2 separate regions of the Homo sapiens genome follow, and region 2 is linked to region 1. Evidence: read pairs that join two places in POLR2A ChIA-PET (ENCODE). Cell type or tissue: Caco-2. All regions are shown on one strand.

Region 1 (2,500 bases):
GCAATGGTGCGATCTCTGCTCACTGCAACCTCCACCTCCGGGGTTCAAGCAATTCTCGTGCCTCAGCCTCCTGAGTAGCTGGGACTACAGGCGTGCATCACCATGCTCGGCTAATTTTTTGTATTTTTAGTAGAGACTGGGTTTCGCCATGTTGCCCAGGCTGGTCTCGAACTCCTGGCCTCAGATATCCGTCCGTCCCAGCCTCCCAAAGTGCTGGGATTACAGGCATGAGCCACTGTGCCCAGCCAGGAATGGATCGCTAATAGAGGAATTCCAAGTCTCACCCACCGATAAAGAATTCTGAGGGCAGAGCCGGGCCACTTTCTCAGGCCTCTGATTTCATACTGTGGTGTTAGTTACTTCTGAGAGGACAGCTTGCTGCCAGAGCTCTATTTTTTATGTTAGAGGCTCCTTCTGCCTGCAGACTCTGCTGTCTGGGAAGGGCACAGCGTTAGGAGGGAGAGGGAGGTGTGAGTCCCTCCATGGACCCGCTGCTTTGTACTTCTCTATCTCATTTCCTTTTCAGCACCACTCTGGGCAATCAGTATTCCAGCCCCATTTTATCCTCAGAAAATTGAGGCTCTGAGATGTTATCTCTGTGACCTGGGTCCTATTACGTGCCAAAGGCATCATTTAAGCCTAAGATGTCCTGGCTCCAAGGTGTCAGCATCTGGAAGACAGGCGCCCTCATCCTGCCATCCCTGCTGCGGCTTCACTGTGGGCCCAGGGGACATCTCAGCCCCGAGAAGGGTCAGCGGCCCCTCCTGGACCACCGACTCCCCGCAGAACTCCTCTGTGCCCTCTCCTCACCAGACCTTGTTCCTCCCAGTTGCTCCCACAGCCAGGGGGCAGTGAGGGCTGCTCTTCCCCCAGCCCCACTGAGGAACCCAGGAAGGTGAACGAGAGAATCAGTCCTGGTGGGGGCTGGGGAGGGCCCCAGACATGAGACCAGCTCCTCCCCCAGGGGATGTTATCAGTGGGTCCAGAGGGCAAAATAGGGAGCCTGGTGGAGGGAGGGGCAAAGGCCTCGGGCTCTGAGCGGCCTTGGCCCTTCTCCACCAACCCCTGCCCTACACTAAGGGGGAGGCAGCGGGGGGCACACAGGGTGGGGGCGGGTGGGGGGCTGCTGGGTGAGCAGCACTCGCCTGCCTGGATTGAAACCCAGAGATGGAGGTGCTGGGAGGGGCTGTGAGAGCTCAGCCCTGTAACCAGGCCTTGCCGGAGCCACTGATGCCTGGTCTTCTGTGCCTTTACTCCAAACACCCCCCAGCCCAAGCCACCCACTTGTTCTCAAGTCTGAAGAAGCCCCTCACCCCTCTACTCCAGGCTGTGTTCAGGGCTTGGGGCTGGTGGAGGGAGGGGCCTGAAATTCCAGTGTGAAAGGCTGAGATGGGCCCGAGGCCCCTGGCCTATGTCCAAGCCATTTCCCCTCTCACCAGCCTCTCCCTGGGGAGCCAGTCAGCTAGGAAGGAATGAGGGCTCCCCAGGCCCACCCCCAGTTCCTGAGCTCATCTGGGCTGCAGGGCTGGCGGGACAGCAGCGTGGACTCAGTCTCCTAGGGATTTCCCAACTCTCCCGCCCGCTTGCTGCATCTGGACACCCTGCCTCAGGCCCTCATCTCCACTGGTCAGCAGGTGACCTTTGCCCAGCGCCCTGGGTCCTCAGTGCCTGCTGCCCTGGAGATGATATAAAACAGGTCAGAACCCTCCTGCCTGTCTGCTCAGTTCATCCCTAGAGGCAGCTGCTCCAGGTAATGCCCTCTGGGGAGGGGAAAGAGGAGGGGAGGAGGATGAAGAGGGGCAAGAGGAGCTCCCTGCCCAGCCCAGCCAGCAAGCCTGGAGAAGCACTTGCTAGAGCTAAGGAAGCCTCGGAGCTGGACGGGTGCCCCCCACCCCTCATCATAACCTGAAGAACATGGAGGCCCGGGAGGGGTGTCACTTGCCCAAAGCTACACAGGGGGTGGGGCTGGAAGTGGCTCCAAGTGCAGGTTCCCCCCTCATTCTTCAGGCTTAGGGCTGGAGGAAGCCTTAGACAGCCCAGTCCTACCCCAGACAGGGAAACTGAGGCCTGGAGAGGGCCAGAAATCACCCAAAGACACACAGCATGTTGGCTGGACTGGACGGAGATCAGTCCAGACCGCAGGTGCCTTGATGTTCAGTCTGGTGGGTTTTCTGCTCCATCCCACCCACCTCCCTTTGGGCCTCGATCCCTCGCCCCTCACCAGTCCCCCTTCTGAGAGCCCGTATTAGCAGGGAGCCGGCCCCTACTCCTTCTGGCAGACCCAGCTAAGGTTCTACCTTAGGGGCCACGCCACCTCCCCAGGGAGGGGTCCAGAGGCATGGGGACCTGGGGTGCCCCTCACAGGACACTTCCTTGCAGGAACAGAGGTGCCATGCAGCCCCGGGTACTCCTTGTTGTTGCCCTCCTGGCGCTCCTGGCCTCTGCCCGTAAGCACTTGGTGGGACTGGGCTGGGGGCAGGGTGGAGGCAACTTGGGGATC
Region 2 (2,500 bases), 290 kb after region 1:
CGTCTCTACTAAAAATTAAAAAATTAGCTGGGCATGGTGGCGCGTGCCTGTAATCCCAGCTACTCGGGAGGCTGAGATGGGAGAATAACTAACTCAGGAGACAGAGGTTGTGGTGAGCCAAGATTATGCCATTGCACTCCAGCCTGAGTGACAGAGGGAGACTCTGTCTCAAAATAATAATAATTTCCCCAAAAAGGTAGTTGAATCTCTTTCTGTCCCCAAGACAGGTAGGAAGCTTTATTTTTTTCTCTGCCATTGTTTATTAGATCCTTTCTAACAGGTCTAGGTAAAATAAAGCCTTTTTTTTTTTTTTTTTTTTTTTTTGAGACGGAGTCTCGCTCTGTCACCCAGGCTGGAGTGCAGGCCTCTTAAAAAGTGTCTGGGCCGGGCATGGTGGCTCACGCCTGTAATCCCAGCACTTTGGGAGGCCGAGGCAGATGGATCACAAGGTCAGGAGTTCAAAACCAGCCTGGCCAATATGGTGAAACCCCATCTTTATTAAAAATACAAAAATTAGCCAGGCATGGGGGCAGGTGCCTATAATTCCAGCTACTTGGGAGGCTGAGGCAGATAATCACTTGAACCCAGGAGGCGGAGGTTGCAGTGAGTTGAGATTGCACCACTGCACTCCAGCCTGGGTGACAGAGTGAGACTCCATCTCAAGAAACAACAGCAACAACAACAACAACAAAACTTGTGTGCCCGCTCTTGCCAGTTGTATTCAACATGGTCCTGGAGGTTTTAGAAAGGGCAATTAGGCAAGAAAAATAGATGAAGTTGGCCGGGCGCAGTGGCTCTTGCCTGTAATCCCAGTACTTCAGGAGGCCAAGGCGGGTGGATAGCTTGAGCCCAGGAGTTTAAGACCAGCCTGGGCAACATGGAGAAACCCCGTCTCCACCAAAAATGCAAAAAATTAGCCAGGCATGGTGGCATGTGCCTGTTGTCCCAGCTACTTGGGAAACTGAGGTGGGAGGATCCCTTGAGCCCAGGAAGCAGAGGTGGCAGTGAGCCACCTCTCAAAAAAAAAAAAAAAGCATTCAAAATGGGAGCTAAAAAAATAAAACTATCTCTATTTGTATATGACATGATCTTTCTATTATTATTGAAGTCCATTTTCTTGAATGTTGTACAAAAAAAGTATAAGTAGAACCAAAAGTACATAAGCATTATCATATTTCTTTACCCCACTATCTAGTTCTTTATATTAATTTTACTATTTAAACAATAGAGAATAGGTGGCAGGCCGGGTGTGGTGGCAGATGCCTGTAGTCCCAGCTACTCGGGAGGCTGAGACACGAGAATCGCTTGAACCCGGGAGGCGGGGGTTGCAGTGAGCTGAGATCGTGCCACTGCACTCCAGCCTAGGTGACAGAGCAAGACCCCGTCTAAAAAAAAAAGAAGGAAAGAAAGAAAGAGAGAGAGGGAGGAAGGGAGGGAGGGAAATAGGTGTCAATTTAGGGATCAGGAAAGAAATAAAACAAAAAACCTTATTTTGAGACACCATCTCTCTCTGTCACCCAGGCTAGAGTGCAGTGGCACGAACATGGCTCACTGTAACCTCAACTACCTGGGTTCAATCAATTCTCCTGCCTCAGCCTCCTGAATAGCTGGGACCACAGGTGCATACCACCACACTTGGCTAATGTGTGTGTGTGTGGTGTGTGTAGAGACAGAGTCTCACTTTGTTGCCCAGGCTGGTCTAGAACTCCTGGGCTCAAGCAGTTATCCTGCCCCAGCCTCCCAAAGTGCTGGGACTACAGGTGTGATCCCAGCCCAAAAATCTTTTCTATCACATTTATTCTTCTACACTGTATAGCTATGTTCACAGAAATGGCTTCTTTTACTTCTCCACTGCACAGGAATTCCATTGTATATAAATTTGAAACTGCTCAACAGCTGAGGGAGACTGCAAACAATAGGTCCATACCCTAGTGCATTGTTATACAATTCAAACAATGGTGTAGCTATGAGCTTGTAATTTTTAGAGATTGCAAACAAGGCTTTTTCTTGAAGTTGAGCCAGAAACAACTTCTTATGTTCCTTAGGCTTTGTAATATATGCAGGAATATATGGATATTTGGTCTCCACCAGTTACCAATGCAGTATGACCCAGTCTTGCATCTTTCAGAACTCCATCTTGATGACTCAGTATCCCAGTCATTAAGCATTTTAGTCCTTCAACTTCACCTTTTCCTGGGCTAAGTTCACCATCAGGTTATATATATATATATATTTTTTTTTTTTCTTTTCTTTTTTTTTTGAGACAGAGTCTCGCTCTGTCACCCAGGGAGTGCATTTGTGCAATCTCCGCCACTGCAACCTCTGCCTCCCAGGTTCAAGCGATTCTGCTGCCTCAGCCTCCCGAGTAGCTGGAATTACAGGGACATGCCACCACGCCCGGCTAATTTTGTATTTTTACTAGAGATGGGATTTCACCATGTTGGCCAGGCTGGTCTCGAACTCTTGACCTCAAGCTATCCACCTGCCCCGGCCTCCCAAA

What was found. ChIA-PET counts read pairs that join two places held together with the same protein. Peaks named below come from ENCODE experiments on the same cell type or tissue, not always from the same donor. Only the 100,000 strongest peaks of a DNase experiment are listed, where the experiment ranks them.
Region 2: POLR2A ChIA-PET joins it to region 1 with 5 read pairs; 5 of 35 experiments call an interaction of 5 or more read pairs at or near these places.

What each region holds. Positions count from the first base shown.
Region 1 is chr11:116,828,191-116,830,690 of GRCh38, forward strand. It overlaps APOC3 (apolipoprotein C3), which reads left to right and starts at 1,717. Exons shown (of 4, transcript NM_000040.3): 1 at 1,717-1,750; 2 at 2,380-2,447. The coding sequence starts at 2,393. RefSeq lists an enhancer at 1,237-2,169. In Caco-2, a CTCF peak has its summit at 829; DNase peaks (open chromatin) are centred at 961 and 1,611; H3K4me3 peaks cover 491 bases.
Region 2 is chr11:117,115,928-117,118,427 of GRCh38, forward strand. It overlaps the pseudogene LOC101060089. Among named protein-coding and RNA genes, the nearest start is that of SIK3, 19 kb to the left of the region's middle. In Caco-2, no CTCF peak of the experiment used is centred here; no DNase peak of the experiment used is centred here.